Linked DNA regions of Homo sapiens: region 2 is linked to region 1. A link is a loop called in an ENCODE intact Hi-C map of the cell type or tissue named here. Cell type or tissue: ovary. All regions are shown on one strand. Each heading gives the region's core, and the rest is flanking DNA. Links, peaks and the distances in the headings are about the cores only.

Evidence for each region. Hi-C counts contacts between places; a loop is a spot of excess contacts. Peaks named below come from ENCODE experiments on the same cell type or tissue, not always from the same donor. Only the 100,000 strongest peaks of a DNase experiment are listed, where the experiment ranks them.
Region 2: it touches region 1 in a loop (6-fold over the local background); 2 of 110 quality-filtered maps call a loop at or near these places.

What each region holds. Positions count from the first base shown.
Region 1 is chr5:116,391,584-116,400,102 of GRCh38, forward strand. No RefSeq gene overlaps it. Among named protein-coding and RNA genes, the nearest start is that of SEMA6A-AS1, 52 kb to the right of the region's middle. In ovary, for the core only: no CTCF peak of the experiment used is centred there; no DNase peak of the experiment used is centred there; H3K27ac peaks cover 585 bases.
Region 2 is chr5:116,450,597-116,459,115 of GRCh38, forward strand. All of the region lies in intron 18 of SEMA6A (semaphorin 6A), which reads right to left. The region is part of intron 2 of SEMA6A-AS1 (SEMA6A antisense RNA 1); the gene reads left to right. Among named protein-coding and RNA genes, the nearest start is that of SEMA6A-AS1, 7.4 kb to the left of the region's middle. RefSeq lists a silencer at 4,108-4,187. In ovary, for the core only: no CTCF peak of the experiment used is centred there; a DNase peak (open chromatin) is centred at 3,970.

The sequences.
Region 1 (8,519 bases), core at 1,397-6,396:
TTTGCTTTTATATGCAAATAGGATCACACAACACATACTGTTTTGTGATATGCTCTGTGCCTTTAAAACAACTTGATAATATGGCAAACAACTTTCCATATCAATAAATGTATTTCTTATCCATTGCTCTCAGCCTCCAAATTTAAAAATTTATTTTAATTTTTGACCAAGAGAAGCTGATATAATGAATATCCTTGCACAAATTCTTTGTACAGACTCTTAATTCTTTCTTTAGGATAAGTCCTGAAAGGTAGATTTACCCACTGGGTTGAAAGTCTGCACATGATAGCAAATACAGAGCATACCCCAATTTGTACTCTTACCAGCAGTGTATGATGGTGCCCCTTTGCCAATTAGCATTGGCTTTTATCTTTTTATCTAATCTTGCCAACTTGTATTTTTTAACTTTCTTTGTATGTGTGTAGGAACTTATACATTTTCTCATTTTTTTTCTGCAACATGCTTAATATTGTCCATTTCAAGGAGGGTATTTGTTATTTTCTTGTAGATTTGTAAGATCTCTTTATTCTTAACACATGTCAGTTGCTGTCTTAGTCGGCTCAGTCTGCTATTACAGACCATAGACTGGTCTATGGTTTAAATTATAAGCCATATACTAGGTGGCTTATAAACAGTAGAAATATATATATTTATATTTATTTTAAATGTTAAGTATATAGATTTTAAAAAACATATATACACACACACACACACACACACACACACACACACACACACACACACACACACACACACACACACTCTCTCACATTCTGGAGGCTGGGAAGTCCAAGAAGAAGGTGCTGGCAGATTGCTGTCTGGTGAAGGCCCACTTCCTGGTTCATGGGCAGCTGTCTTCTCCCTTGGTGGAAGGAATGAAGCAGCTCTCTGGGTTTCTTTTATAAGGGCACCAATCCCATTCATGAGGACACCACCCTCATGACCTAATCACCTCCTAAACGTCCCACCTCCTAATACCATCACACTGGGGGTTAGGATTTCAACATGAAATTTGGGGGATATAACATTCAGTCTATAGTAGTTGCCCAGTTTAGCACTCAGCATTGGCTATCCCTTCTGGCCTGTGTGTTCTGCATCCAGTCCAAGTACAACTACCAGACTAATTTTCGTAAAACTCTAACAAAAAGAGGCTGAATTTAAAAGCCTGCGATTTCCCCATAGTTTCACCCAAAGTTTTCTCTATGTTGTTTATTGGATTGCATTTGCTTTCCCATCTCAACTCAACCAGAAATTTCATTTTTCCCAGCCAATTAAAGCAAGGTCATTCCTACCCCTAAGTTTCCAATTCAGTTGTTCCCATTTCTCAAGTTCTAGATCAAATATCACTTCTTCCAGGAAGTTTCTTTGATTTTTCCAGCTCTCATTGTTCTCCCTTTGCCCTTTGAGCTCCTGGAAAATTTGCTGTCTCTATCACATATTTTAGCAGTTTGGCTAAATATTATTTTATATAATTTGTTCATTCATATGTATTTTTTCATTGATTGAAGAAGGACCCAAGGTTTTTTTTTGCATTTTATTTATTTTTTAATTGACAAAATTGTATATATTTATGGTATGCAATATGGTGTTTTAAAATATGTATACATTGTAGAACAGCTAAATTGAGCTAAATAGTATATGCATTATGTCACATATTTAACATTTCTTTTGTAGTGAGAACACCTCAAATCTACTGTCTTGGCTATTTTCAAGCGTACAATACATCATGATTAACTATAGTCACTATGTTGTATGATCAATCTCAAATCTTGCAGTAATATTTGCAAGGACAGTATTTTTAATATTCCTAAATGTCCTTTAGAGATTGAGGCCAAGATGATCAGTTGTTAACCTGACTGGCTAATTCACTGGTTGAGAAAGAAAGGCCATGAACAATATTTCTGTACTCCAAAGCAAAGCTGGAATGCATAACAATATAGAAGGTAACTAGCAATGATGAATTTTTTTACCTTTTTTTTTTCCGGCAGAACATGTACAACACCCTAGTAAATCAGAGAGCAAGATATTTGAAGGGAGATTAAAAGGATCTTCCTAATGGTATCTGATTCAGCTCCACATTGCATATGCTTCATAAAGAATCATATAAAAGTGGGTAATTCTTTGATTGTCTTTGTAATACTTAGAAGGAGATGTAGGTGTGGTTGGTCCATTGCCAGAAAGCAAGTTTGTCCATTCACCATTTATGAGTATTCATGGGGCCCCAAGAATTGTGGAGGGGCATGAGTATCCAGGTATCACACCAGGGAGATGCTGAGTATGTTGCTGTAAGAGGATTTGGGCTCCGCTTATTCACAATAAGTCATCTGCTAGCAAAACAGCCTTAAGGATATTGACTCCCTCTCAGGGGCAAAACTTTAAAAGGCTACTATGATAATGAAGGCTTTGAATATTTGCTCTAACTTCCTGTGAAGGGATGAATAGAAGAAGGAAAGAAGGAGAAGAGGAGAAAAGAAAGTCTCATTTTGCCACAGGACAGAAAAAGAATGTCTGCAGAGTCTGGGGGGATAGAGGGGGCAGCGTGAAGTGATATTAAGATGAGACCCCCAAGATACAAATCCTAAGCCTGAAGGCAGGTGGGGGCTCTGAGCAGTTTCAAACTTTTCCTTCCTCAGTTTCAGTCCATACAATGAAATGAGGAAAACAGTGGATGTCTCTGGTACTTCACAGAGATATGGCCAGAGTATGATGCCATGAGAATACTGAGGTTTTGTAATAAGGCCAATACCTATTATTTCAGCATGCAGTGATGAAGCTGTCATGACTATTTATTTTGAGAGGAGCTCGGATTGCTTAAGGGCTATCATTCTTCCATCATGGCCACATGAGGCAAAAGTGGGTGTCATTTTACCACGTCTTGTTTCAGATTCTGCAGCTGACAAGGATATGGGAACTTGTTCTTGACCAGAAACTGTGATTATGGAGGGGCCAAAATTATTGCTCACATCTGTGGATCTGTGGCTCTGTGGATTCTACATATTGCAGAAAGAGCAAATCTCTTCTTCAGCCTCAAGGCTCTCTGGAGCTGGCTGCTCTACGTGGTTGTGCCCGGTGAGGCTCCCGGGCATTGCTAGTATGGGCAAGGAGGTAGTGGAACTAGCTGGGGTGTGCTGGGGTGTGCAGAACCACATGAGGTGGTTCTGCAGGTGTCACTGTACCAGGGCCTGGAGGAGCATCTCCCTACAGAGCAGAGGGAGCACAAAGGAGACCCCTGCCTACAAAACTACTCTTTTAAAACCTGAGCCAACCATTATAAATGGAACATTTCACTTACAAACACAGATTTCCTGCTTCTCTTGAAAGGTCAGCCGACCTGAAGACATTGGATGTGCATCCTCTCATGAAGTTGCTGTCCATTTGCTTCAGTTCCCACTTGCCTGCTCCAGTCCCTTCTGATACCTGCTGGAGCTCATAGTGGACTTCAGGGAAGAAAAAAGCGGCCTCCTGGGTGGGAGGTGCCCTCTGCTGCCCCACCCCAACCCCTTTAGAAACAGAACTGGGAACAGAGCACACCGTTAAAAAGAGACCGGGGACTGTTGGGCAGCATGGTTTTCCACACACTCCCCTCTCCCTCTGAAGAAGCAGATGACAGCAGCGAAGATGCACTGAGCTGCTGAGAAGAGTGGATCTGGACGCCACAGCGTTTCCTATTACACACGAGCTCCACGAGAACAATGTAGGCCTGAAGCTTTCCTGAATGGCGGAGCTTGTCCAGGTTTGCCTTCCCAAGTGGAGCAGCAGCACAGCTGGGACTCTGCGGGGTTGGTCCTTAGGCTTTAATTGGAGCAAGGCATTCAGCCCTCCCTGCCTCTTCAGTGAGCACTGCCAGTTTTCAAGGACCCCTGGGACACCTCTTCAGGAGGGAGACAGGAGGAGAGGCACTTCTGTTGCCTGAATCCCCATGGCTTCTGACATTGGCTTTTTTTTTTTTTTTTTTTGCGCTGGAAATATTTTGCATCTGGACGCATCCTGTGCTGCTCTCAGCTAGCTCTTTACAATTCTGCGGCTGTCATGTCTTTTCTGGCTAGGGTGGCTGCGGCTGCTCTGAGGCCTTCTGATAGTTCTTGTTTACCTCCAGGAGGTATTCATTCTTTTAAGACAGGATTATGTAGCACACTCAGCTCTGTGCAAGCTGTTACATTCTTTTCCTGAGGCTAGGCAGCGTCTCCTCCAATTCCCAGGCCTCAGAATGCAAAGAGCCTCCTGAGCCTCCTTCTAGGTTGCACTCTGTCCCCAGAAGGCCCCTACCTCAGGGGGTAACCGAGTATCTGTTTCCACTCTTTTAGAAGCTGGCTTTATGAGGAAGAAAGGCCAGGAAGGGTGAGGTCAAGTGTCCTTGCAAGAGTCAGGGAGAAAATGCTGCCAATTTCTGAAAAGCTAAACACCAATTTGGGAGTCATGCCATAGAACCTGCCTGCAGTTAATGTTCCAGGCAGGCAAAAGCAGCTCATGGCTGTCTGGGAGCATAGGGTTCTGCTTCTCAGAAAGGAAGAATGGAGGAGGTTTATCTTCCTGGAGCACAAGTTAGTAACTATTTTTGGATCATGATTCTCCCAAGATATAAGAAAGCTACGGGCCTTATAAGGTCCCAGTAGAGACCAACAGGGGACTAATAAGGTTCCCAAGAGGGATTCTCATTGGTACAGACACAATACACATGAGGCAGACACATCCCAAATAATTTCAGGAAGTTCTTGGACCCATTCACACCTGATCAAAGCTCAGGTGGGGGTCTGGAGCCCAGGAAAAATTTCTAGTTTTTGTTGGTGGGTGGCACAAAGCCCCAAAGGGCAACTCTTCCCTCCTCAAGCCAAGCAGAGGAGGCCATTTTCTGGGTAATTTAGGTAGAACCTCCTCTCCCTCCCTCAGTATTTCTTTACACTTGGAATTCAAACCAAAAGTATGTTGCTTGCCAGGTAAGTGGCACCTTCTCTGCTGGCCCTAGACTCCTAGGAACCACAGCCATAGGTTTATGCACAGCTCCTGCTGGAGAGGGCTCTGCAATGCTGTGAGGACATGCTCTAATCAACTGAGATTTATGAACTAGAAAATAAATCCTGCAGCACTGACTCTGTGTTTGGCCTATGATAATAAGGGTCCCTTATGGCCTTGAAGCTGATGTCTTTGCACTGATTTATCATGCAGACTGTGGGGAGCCATAGGCCCCCTCTGCTAGCAGAGAAAGGAAGCCTTCTTGGCTACATTTTGAGTACATTTCTCTCCCAGTGGCAGGACAAGCTTCATGGACCCAGACCAAATCCCTTGGCAGTGTTGCTGGTGGTGGCCTTGGCTTGGGGCTGTCTATCAGCTCCAGCACCTGGCCAGAGGCCTGGGGCCAGGCCAGCGATGGGAGGACACTGGATGGGCAACATGAGGTGGTTCTGCAGGCTTCACTGTACCTGGAGAGTTACGGCCCAAAGCCTCAGGGCCAGCCAGAAGGGGGAAAAGGGGTTCCAGTCACACTAAGTTGGGACCCAGATTTGGCCATAGGCAAAGCTGCAGAGCCTGAATTCATTTGTTCTTAACTCTTCCGGCTTCTTTCTCAGCCACCTCTGTGACCACCTGCTTAAATGTATATTCCTCCCGAGGACTGCCCAGCTGCTTTTTGGAAGAGCCCCCACTTTGCTCAGCTCCCACAGCACCCCATACCTCCCTCAAAACATGCACGTTAGTAAAGTTCTTGCTTCAGAATTGAAAGGTGCTTCCACATTTGAGCTTCAAAATGGACCTGTGAAGTAGACAGACTTAGTCCCTGCCTACCTTTTCCCCCAAACTCACCCCTGATTTTACAGATAAGGGATTCAAGATGGTGAGAAGGCAGGGAGTTGGTGTTCATTACACAAAGGTGTGACTTCTGCACAGCCTTTCTTTTGGAGTGAAAAGGGCCTGGATTCAAATTGAGGCCTTGCCCCTGGCTTGCAAGGTTGCCTCTTTAAAGTTTTTTGGACTATTCTAAGTGTTTTCTTTTTTTAATCTATAAAATAGGGATAATATAATACATTGGGACTAATATGAAGATTAAATTAGAAAACATAGCAGGCGTTCAATCATGGGGGTCATACTGGCTGTATCTTCCACAGCCCACACACCGTGTTGTTTTATTTTTTGTTGGTCATATGCCACTCATATGCCATATCTTTCCAGGGCCATTTACCATTAATGATAACCCAATGTGAGCATTTCCCAGGGTCCACACTGAAAGGCCCCAGACTCATTTATTTTGTTTCTATGCTACTTTAAGTAGCATGAACACAAAGGCACTTTCCATTCTCATTGATGTGGCAAATCACTTTGTGCATATTGCCAGAATCTCCTTGATTACTCTCAGGTATGGGTTGGTGGAATATGTTAATATCAAGGCAGACAGAGCAGAGCTAAACATTTCATATTTTCACAATATACATTTTTTTCTTTTAACCCAGAACTCTCTATTAAAGCCTCGTATGACCTCCTGTCCTTTGAGTTTGCAGTTGTCAATTCTACCTCCCATACTCCCACTGTCACAGGTTGGTCAGTCCTCTGATCACACACTTGGCACTCCGTATCACCTACAGAATCAAGTCTCAATCCTTAGTTTGTCTTCTCAACTGTACAAACATTCTGCTTAAGTGGCCAAACACAATCTATGATGCCCACCAAAGGATGCTCTTTCCTCCTGCTGTTCACTCCATCCGCTATGCCTTCTTCACCAGCATCCCCACTGCCCTGCCTTCCCAGATAGAATTTCCTTTCCAAAGTCCTCTCTCATCCATAGCTCAAAGCAACCTCCCTCCCTCAGAAGCCCCTAGCACTTAATTGTGTCTTTCGTATACTATTTAATCACTTTCTACTTTGGAGAGTATTCATTTATTCTAATCTACCTGGTTTAGCACCTCTCTCATGGAAATCTCCTTGAAGGCAAATTCCCTGCCTTATTTATCTTTGTAGCCTCATGATACCAAGCACAATACCCTTCACATGTTTTCAGATGAATTAGTGAATTAAATAGATAGATTAAAAATGTTTAAGTACGGAATAAAATGGTGGAACTAGTTTGAATGATTGAAACGTGTGAATATACTTGAAGCAATGTAGTCATATTACTTTTAAGTATATGTCTTCAACTAGGCTGATCTAGTCTTGCTTTAGCCATATCTTTAGGGAACCTGTTTTAATGAATAATTAATTTATTATTAATATTATATACATAATTTATACGTACTTTGTGCTTCTAAAATACTTCCCAGCTCTTTGGAATGTCTTTTCCCCCCAAAGTATTTTCATATTTCTATTGAAAATAGAAATCTGGTTTACACTATTAATTTTTTGTTCCATAGATTGTGCGTAGATATTTCAGCCCAACTCCTGTCTGAATGACCAAAATACATTTGGCAAAACACCAGTCCTGAGAGAAGCTCCATGAGAACAATGTATTTTGTGATCAAATACTTTTAGGAAATAGTGTGTCCTGTTCCTTCCTCTTGGAGATTGCCATGTACTAGTTTTCTATAGGAATGCTGCTTTATTGGGTTCCACAGTAGGGAGGTTTTCGTTTTTACTGACCTCTTATCTATATGAGTAGGCTTCCTCTTCAATGCAGTCACCATTTGTTGGACTAGAGGGTGTGGATTCATTTCTGAAGGCCCCTTCCTGCTCACACTGTGTCCCCCATAGAGGGGACAGACAGAGCTCTCCCTATTCCACTCAGCTCCACTCACTGCCGCCCTTGCCATGCCCACCTCCCACCACAGGCAAATTGCAGTCTCCCACCTTCCCTTCCAAGCCTTTCTAGTAGGTAATTTTAGGTTAAACCATATGAAATTGACAGTAGTCGATCATCTTGTTATCCTAAAAATGGCAGTTTCACATAGTTCAATTCAATGCTTCTTCTCTCGCTTCAGTGACACTCCATTCAGGGTAATGGACAAGATGGAGTTTGCAGAGGCGAGGAAAACACCTGTTCTGTATGGGTGCCTCTCACACCACCTCTCTGATCATCTTCTTCAGCTCCCTTTTTGGAAGCTCCTCTTCTCATTCCTCAGGTAAGAATGTTTTCCACAGCTCCACTTCATTTGGTCCTTGCCTCTTAATACTCAGAGCTCTTCCCCTCACAGTTTCAACTGGCCACTTCGCAGACCCCACAGCTAACCTCACTCTCTCCTGAGATACAGCCCTACATTTTACACTGCCAAGGAGGCACTGCCATAGTCTTGCACAGAGGAAAAGAATGTGATGGTTGTGTCCCACCCTGCGATGGCCCCCACCCACCAAGACCAGAGTGTGGATGGACTGGCACACCTTTCTTCCGCTAGAGACATAGCTGAGGCCCCTGCTCCCCCACCCCCAAAAGGTGTCATGGTTCAATGGCTCTGTGTCCTTCATACAAGTCCCTTCAGGCAGTGACTGTCAGGCAGAGGGTAAATCTCTTTCTACAGACAGGAAACTGAGGCACTGAGGAGTAAAACACCTATTAAGCATAGCAGACAAGGCAGGAGCCTTGCTCAAGGCCAGAGCTCAAGCAA
Region 2 (8,519 bases), core at 1,621-6,620, 59 kb after region 1:
GAAGAACTCTTTTTTAGTGGATGATATTTGAGTTCAGGTTTTTGGTTGTTAACAAGTTAAGTAGGATCTGACCTTTCAGGAAAATGGTATCTCAGACAGATTTTTTCCCCCGTCTCATTTTGTTATATAAAGAGTGGCCTTAAAAACATTTTTGCATGTCTTCATCTATCCATGGGGAGGCAGAGGGCTTTCCTCATCTGCTTGTGTAAATTCAGAAACGTCCAAAGATGGAAACAGATCAGAGAGTAAGTTGAAAGTGCAGTTGAAGAAGATAAGGTAAACGTTATTTTTGGAAATGCCTTTCAAACTTAAAGCTTTCTGCTTATATCATGAAAAAGGCCAAAGAAGCATTCACAGAAATGATCAAGTCAACTTTGTGGAATAGCCATTGTGAAGGCTTGGAAACAGCAGACTTGTCAGTAGTGGTGATAAAAGCAGCTAGAGAAGATCTCAGTGGGCTTGGAATTGCAGGCTCCCACTTACTGGCTGGGTGACCTTTTGGCAAGTGACTTAACATCTCTGGGCCTCAGTTTTTTTATCTGTAGCATGAGGTGAACACACCTAATCTTACTGCCTTACTGGATTGTTACAAGAATCAAAGGAAATAAAAAATAGGAAAGAGCTTAAATGCTGTAGTTTGCTGGACAAATCTAAAGCTCAAAAGAAGCCACAAAGGAGAAGTGGTGGGTTAGTGGCTCACAGAGGGCTTCCAAGTGATAGTCGCAGCTGCTCCATTGGATTCCATTTGCTATTGGTCTCCCATGGGAGAGGAGTAGACCTGTGCTTCCAGGTCCAAACTTCGTGCCTTCTAAATGTAGTCAAAAAGGTGATATGAGATTTCGAAGCAATATAAGGGAATGCATACTGTTTCAGGATGCCTATAGTTACTGAATTTTGAAATAATTAAAACAACAGAAGTGGAAAATGTTGGCAATTATAGTTGGATTCTCAGTGGAGTGCAAATCCTGGGCAAGTACCACATTTTTTCGGCATTTATAACCCTTGCCATCCACAGAGCTCTTAGTTGGGTAACTCAACAAATGATGGCTGAATAAATGGGTTTTCAATACATTGTAGAGCTATTTTTAAATGAACTTCTAAACTTGGGAGGTAATCTTTAGAGTGACTATCACCCTTGCTTTTGAAGTCATGGAAATAAATTCTATCTCCAATCATATAAAAGAATTTTAATAGTAGCATCTATCAGACAAACAAAAATAAATCTATAATGGTGCTCAGTATTTGCTCAAAACAATAAGAAGAGAAACTATTTCAAAAATGAAATTAGTTCTGGGAAAAATCCAAAAGAGTCGATGACGATAAATGGGTTATTTACAACAACAGAGTGCCCCAGTGGAACTGAATAATTAGAAAAAAAAAAAATGCATCTCTGCAAAGGGCAAAGGGCAAAGGGCAACAGGCTAGAGCTGAGTATCCCTTGCTTCAGATGCTGCCTGGAAGCCCTGGGCAAGTAAAGGGCCCTTGGAGGGTGGTGTACTCCCCTCCGCAGGTATCCTCCCACTGCAGAGAGAACAATCAGAGTTGGCTTCTCTACCCTAGGGTCTTGAAATTCCTTCCTCTGCCAACCCCTGCATCCTCTTCTGCTCTTACCAATTGAAAATGGGGCATTAGTAATGAAAACAGTATTTGAAAAATCCTTTGCATTGATTCATTAACCACCAGCTATTTCTCACCAGTCATAAGGTGCTAAATGGTTAGTCTTTCCACCTTCCTATTGCAGGAAGCAAGGCACACCCTGGCTTAGAGATTTCTCTGAAATCATGTCTTAAATTGGCAGAACTGAGAAAGAATAGAATCTCCACTGTTTTTTTTTTTTTTTCCTGAGGTGAGAGTTTTCAGATGCTGGAGGGAGACCTCAGAGAGGAAATTTGAAGTTCTTTAGAGTCCAAAGCAATGAAAAGATTATGAAGGACCCTGCCCCTAGACCCTGCAACATGTGATTCAAAATAAGAACAATTGTAAACTGAAAACTAAGAGGAAGCCCAATACAATTCTGACTTTTCCTATGATGACCATGTTAATAAATTTTGAAATATCAAACACTACATTCCTTATTTTAAAAAATGTTTTCTAGTAGTCCTGCTCATGGATACTATTCCGTGCAAAGGGAACCTAGCACCAGGCTCTGAGACAATTTGCTTTAGAAATGATGTTTTCCCCTAACTTAGGGTTGGGTTGTTTCTTTATTATCACTCTCCTAGTATAACAAGGTTTTGGCTCCAAGCATCTTTGTGGCTGCCTTCAGCAAACATTTACCAAGCACTGCACTAGGTGTCGGGGAAGGACAATGATGAATGAGGCATAAACCAGCAGGGAAGAAGGCAAGTGCTTGCATACAACTCTGTCCAAAGTGTGGCTATGTCATGAGTTACATCACTTCTGCTTCAACAGTGGGCAAAAGCTTTACATTGGAAATGGCATTTGAGCTAAGCCTTAAAGATGCACAGGATCTTAGCTGGAGCAGAGAGAGCAACAAGAACTGAGCCTTGGAGGGAAGGAAAGGGAAGGCCGTAGTGAGTAATAGCAAATGGTCTAACTCCCTTCTAGTCTGTTAGGCTGGAGGCATGAGCCACCCTTCCATACTCAAGCTTGCTTCATGGCTCTCATACAGGCTGTTCTCTCTGCCTGGAATGTCCCTACTCATTTTCCCACTCATCAGACCCTATCTTTAGGGCTCAGCTTAAATGGGGAAGCCTTCTCTGACTCCTTAGGCCAGTTAAGTTCTTCCTTCTAAAGTGTCCCCAGAGCTCTGCATTCCCTTTATTCTAAAATCATCACTAGTATGATACTTGTTTTTCTCACCTAGACTGCTAAAACTCACCACTGAATCTTCAGGCAGAAAGGTGCTCAGTAAATATCTTTTAAATAAATAGTAAAGGAATGCATACATGAATGAGCACTTGTAGAGAAAATACAAGAGCAAGAGCTAGAAATACCATTTGGAAGGCTGTGGACAGCCTTGAATGATTAAAAAAGAGGTTTAGAAGATCTGCCACTCATAGAAGGAAAGTTCTTGGTTAATTTATCTGCAGTTTCTCTTGCCTGAGAAAGCTAACTTTCGGCTTGCTCTGTTCCACATTGAATCCATTATCGCAAAACTCTTGGCTTCAAAGAGTCAGTATCATTGCATCAAAAGCACAGCTAGTCTACCTGCATTTATTATTACTGTTTTTAAAATTAAAACTCTCAATCTTAAAGTATACTAATGCCCTGCACCTTACACAAATAGCTGGGAGATGTTATCTGTCCTATCAAAATGTGAAGCAAACAGACAAGCAAAAATACGTAAAATTAATCACACCTATTAAGCTAAATACAAAGGAAGAGCTCTACTCACCCCCACCCCAATTACCACCCTAAGCGTGTAAGACACAGGCAACCAGTAACCTAACTCGAAATGGTTAAGTGTGCACTTTCCCCTCTCACCCCCTTTCACTGGACGGCCCGTTTCTGAGCTGCTGTGATATGATGGATGTGTCTGTCTCCATAGTGAAGTGATTAATAGGCATCTGTGTAAAGTGGACCCGGTGACCACAAAGACAACAAAGCCTCTCTGTGTCCTTTAGAGAAATATGCAAAGGCAAAAAGGAGGATGGACATTTCCTCCATCACTGAGCCAGAGAGGGTTTGTGTTGGGTCTGAGAGCTAAGAAAGATGGCAAAACACCAAGAAAAGCCCCGGAGTAGCATCCCCTAAAAATAGATTCTTGATTCTGCTTTATAGTAAGACAAGCCTACAATTTCCTTGAAATCCTCATAACAACTTGAGTGAATGGAATCTAACAGCCCAATTTTTCTTGTTTGCAAATCTTACTGCAACAAAATTCCAGGCTCACGGTCCTGCAAGACAGTATAAATGAATGAACTAATCACTAGCCAAGCATCGCCCCGCTAACCACACAGGGCCCGCTGTAATCCCTATTAAGAAGAGAAGAAAACAAACAAGGGAAAAACCCTAACTGGAGACAATTTATTCTCAAAGCCACACCCCAGCCAGTCGAGGTGACCACGCTGAAAGTGAAATGGGAACTCTCTGTGGTTATCTGGGCAGGAAGCAGCCTTCTTCTTGTCTTACGGCATAATGTGAACCAGATGGCTTAGGAATAAACTGACATGCCAGCAGCCATGGAAATAGGCTTGGAGTTTATAACTTAAAGTTTCCTTTTCCTTTAAGTGTGTGTGTGTGTGTGTGTGCATGTGTGTGTGCGCGTGTGTGTGTATGTATGTGTTTTTCCTGGCAGGCTACAGATTAGGTACCAGGAGGGGCCATGGTCTTCAAGATATATAAAGTTAATGACTGACCATGCCAAAGTGGAGGTAGCTTCCTGGCCTGGCTGTTTAATGTCCTGAATTCAGAAGCTATTTTAAAACTCACATATTGAAATAATGCTTGGAGTGGTTGACTGTAGATGAACCCACTTCCACTTCGATCACCTTTAAAAGTGATGCATTTTTGGTTGGGATGTCATCACAGGGATAGAAGGGAGAATGAGCCTGGAATTCATTCTATTTCATTTTTTTAGAGAAGAAACAGCTTCATTTTTCCCTGTGTGCTGGGAACGCTCAGTTCACTGTTCCTCCACTGCTCTACTGCTTTAGAAATGGCATTGCCAATGGGAGTGCTACAGCCAGAGCACGGGCTGATGTCTAGACTAAGAGTCATGATAAGATAATTTTTAAAAGCCATGCCCTGGAATGCTGGTTTGTGGTTTCATGTGTTAGAACTGTTACTGTCCCCGTAAAGGTAATGATTCTTTTACATTGGCAAAGTTTTAGCAGAGTCTGCAAGGCGTATTTTCCTGCTTTTTGAAGTTTTCTTTCATCAGCTTTCTTAAATAAGACGAGAAACACAACATCTAAGTGATTTCTAAAACCAGACAAAGCATTTCTATTTTCCAACTTCCTGGTCCCATCTTTTTCCTTTACTCTCTCAAAAGGCATCAAAGCCACAAAATGGAGAAGTGGACCTCCTTAAAAAATTGTGAAATTTGGGCAAGTCTTTGCTTGGATTATTTGATTACTTGCTTTGAATTTTCTCTATAAAGCAAAGATAAAACAGATATGAAGAAACAGGTCTGTTTCAATACTGCTAAATCTTCCAACTTGAATTTTCTAGAAATGTAGTTCTTGAGATCTGGGTTAAAGATGAGACTGGGTGTTACTGGTTAAGAACATACACTTTGAGCTCATAAAGACCTGGGTTTGCGTGTTGGCTCTACAAATAGCTAACTGTGTGACTTTGGGTATGTCACTCGGTCTCCAGGCCCCAGTAGTGTTGGCTATAAGATGAGCATTGTTGGAAGGACTAAATAGGTTGAATAAATGAACACAAAGCAGTTGGCATTGTGCAGAAAACGTGTTAATGCTCAATTAATAATGTAAGGACAGTATTTCTAGAATGTTTGACAAGTTGCCTGTCTTGTACAGGGTCCAAGATTAGACTATTTTAAGGCAACACTTTGGTAGGGTTCAACTGTGTTAGCCAAAAGTGTAAAAATAAGGATTTACAACTACAACAAAACCTTGACTAGTGAACTTAAATAAGACAGCCCATCAGCAACGTGGAAAATGTCTGAATCAGTGCCACTCAGCATTAACATCACCTGGAACTAATTAGAGACAGAAATCCTCAAGTCCTGCCCAAAGTTTCAGCCTCAGAATCTCTGGGTTAGGCCCAGAAACCAGAACTCCAGATGATTCTTAAGTTCTCTAAAGCTTGAGACATGCTGTCCTGAAATAACATAAATAATATTCCAGAAAACATATCTAAGGTCTCATTGGATAATTTCTTTACTGTGGGTATCATGCTCTGACAAAGAATAGAAATCGACCTTGTTTTATTGGAAAGACAATCAAATTCCTAACAAACACTTTCCCTTAGTATCTGTCAAAAGCATGGCATATAGCTCAAAATACTGGGCTGCTACTCCTGCAAAAGAATCAACCCAATTTGCTTGCACCAAAACTGCTGAAACAATGCTTGTGGTCTCTATTTGCTCTGGTAGGAAGACTTGGAGGAGAATTTCTAATACTCCTCATCTCTGTAACTGTGGCCGTCAGATAGTGGTTGGTACCACAGAGCTCACGTATGTCCTAGATTGGGTCAGCCCAGGCATAACTGGTTCTCAAGTGCAGAAGAAGCAGAATGCTTGATGGAGCCCACCATTGGACAGAGTGGCTTCCTTTAAAGGCCTGCATCTAATATCATCTCAAAACCCACTCCCTCAACTCAACTTACAGCTATTAAGCAACGTTTGAGAATGGTTTAGGGGATGCCAAAATCTTTACCTTCATCTCTGCATGACTAGACGAGAGAAAAGAAACTCACGAAGGTTCTTCTCCTTTATATTCCCGGGGTGAAAAGAGGGACTTGAGTTCATGTGTCATTCACCAAAGTAAGGTCCTGCTTTATAATAATAAAAGATGCCTAGCACAACAGTTCACTCAACAGAGCTCTGTGCTTATTGATCTGCTGAGTTGAACTGAATCTGCAAATCCATAGAATTACATGAGACATTTTAAGTTACATTAAATTTCTGCTGTGTGCTTTTAAATCATGGAGTGCGAGACCCATCAGCACTTAGGGTATATTTATTACCTTAACAAATGTCAGATGATTGTGTCCAGTGCTATCTATTATTTATGAATAACAAGAGGCTGTAAGACTGGAAATGACATGCTTTAATACGTCCAAAAGGTTAGGCATAATGCAGTTTGCTGCCCTATAAATTTCTCGACACCATTTTCCTTTCTAATAAAGCATTGTCAGTGGTTGACTATACCGAACTTCCATTATTTCTATACTGTTCATAATGACTGCCTCTGATTTCAGTAAAAAAGAAGTAATTGCAGATATCTGTTTGAAAAGGAATGCATCCTTTTAAAAAATATGAAATTTAAAAATAATTGGAGTGGAAAAAAATTTATTACCCCATTAAAAATGAATCTCTTTACAAAGATAGTTGTCAGGCTGTAGACTTATAAGAGCTTAAGAAATATTAATTAAGGGTGACAAACCTTCACATTGCCTGTAATTGGCTTTCTGACACCAATTAAGATCCCATCTACTGTGCACCCAGTATATTTTAATATATCCACTACATTTCGGTAGTATACTTCAGGGCGTTTCCACAATTTAAAGTGCTAAGAGATTTACATATGATGAGGTTCACATGGCTCCTTTCAGTCCCTAGAGAAGCCCATACACTTTGCAAGAGTTTATCTATTACTTGCATAACCTGTATCTCCCTGGAACCAACAAATGAACACACCTTTTTCATCCTCTGTCTTTCCAGGATAATGGCATGCGTGATGTAGTTAGTTTGAGCAAGCCCTACGTAGTTTGAGGCCAGTCTCAGGTATAATGTCAAGAAAAGAGAAGCTATTCTCAGGAAATTACCTGATTTCCACTGTTTTGCCCTCTGTGGACTAGTTTGTCTATGGAGCAGTGAAGTTTGCAAAGTAAAACTTCTAACAAGCCTTTTAAAAAAAACTTGGTGAAACTAGGCTATCAGAAAGAAAGGTCTGAGACAAAGCGGATATTATTTTCCCACTTTTCCACATAATGCAAACTACTAATTGATTCTTCACAATTTTATCGTTAGGACAAAACAAAATCTAGATGAACACAGTGCCGTTGAACCAATTAAAGAGCAAATTTTTAACCACTCCAGATGTTCTGTTAATAAGATCACACTTAACCTAGTCCCCGTAGTCCTTGAAAGTTCCATTAAGCTGTCAGAAAACTTTGTCATTGTGTGTGTTTTTGTAGAAAAGATGGGAGAGAATGGAAAAAGAGACTGAGGGAAAAGGGTGGGGGTAAAGTGTCATGTCAAGTAGATGCAGCTTGAAAAAGTGGCTAGAGATTAAAGGTGAGAAGCACCTCTAGAAGGTGAATTGATTTTTTTAATACCCTAAGGTTTAAGTTGGCGTTTTAAAAGCAAAAGTTCAAGTCTCCATAATCATAATTTAAGTCCTTCATTTTTTGAGAAAATGAATGTTAGGTTAAAAAATAAAAGGTTAGTGGTATCCCTAGAAAAGAAAACTCAAATACGGGTGTGCAAATTCAGGCAGGCAGAGAGATGAAACAGCTTTCTACATGGCTGACATTTAACTTTTTTTTTCCTGCTACCCTTTCCACAATAATCTCATCAAGACCTTAGATAAATTCAGCAAGTTGTCAAAAGGATACAAAATTAATTATATCAAATCTACATCTATGCCCACACTACTGAAAGAACAATTACAGCCTGCCACTTGGGCTTCTCGGCTCTGGACCCTCTCCCCCTGCACACGTTCAAACATGGAAACCCACATCATCCATTTGAGAGCCCAGCACCTGACTTGCTCACAATATCATTTTCCTCAGTCCCTCAAAGAAAAGACGGAGACTACATATAGATTCCTTTTCTCGTAGGTGACCAAGAAATATTAATATAGTAAAAATAAACAGTGGCATCCTGGATTATATTATTAATTAAGCCACCGTGCTCAGCTGAA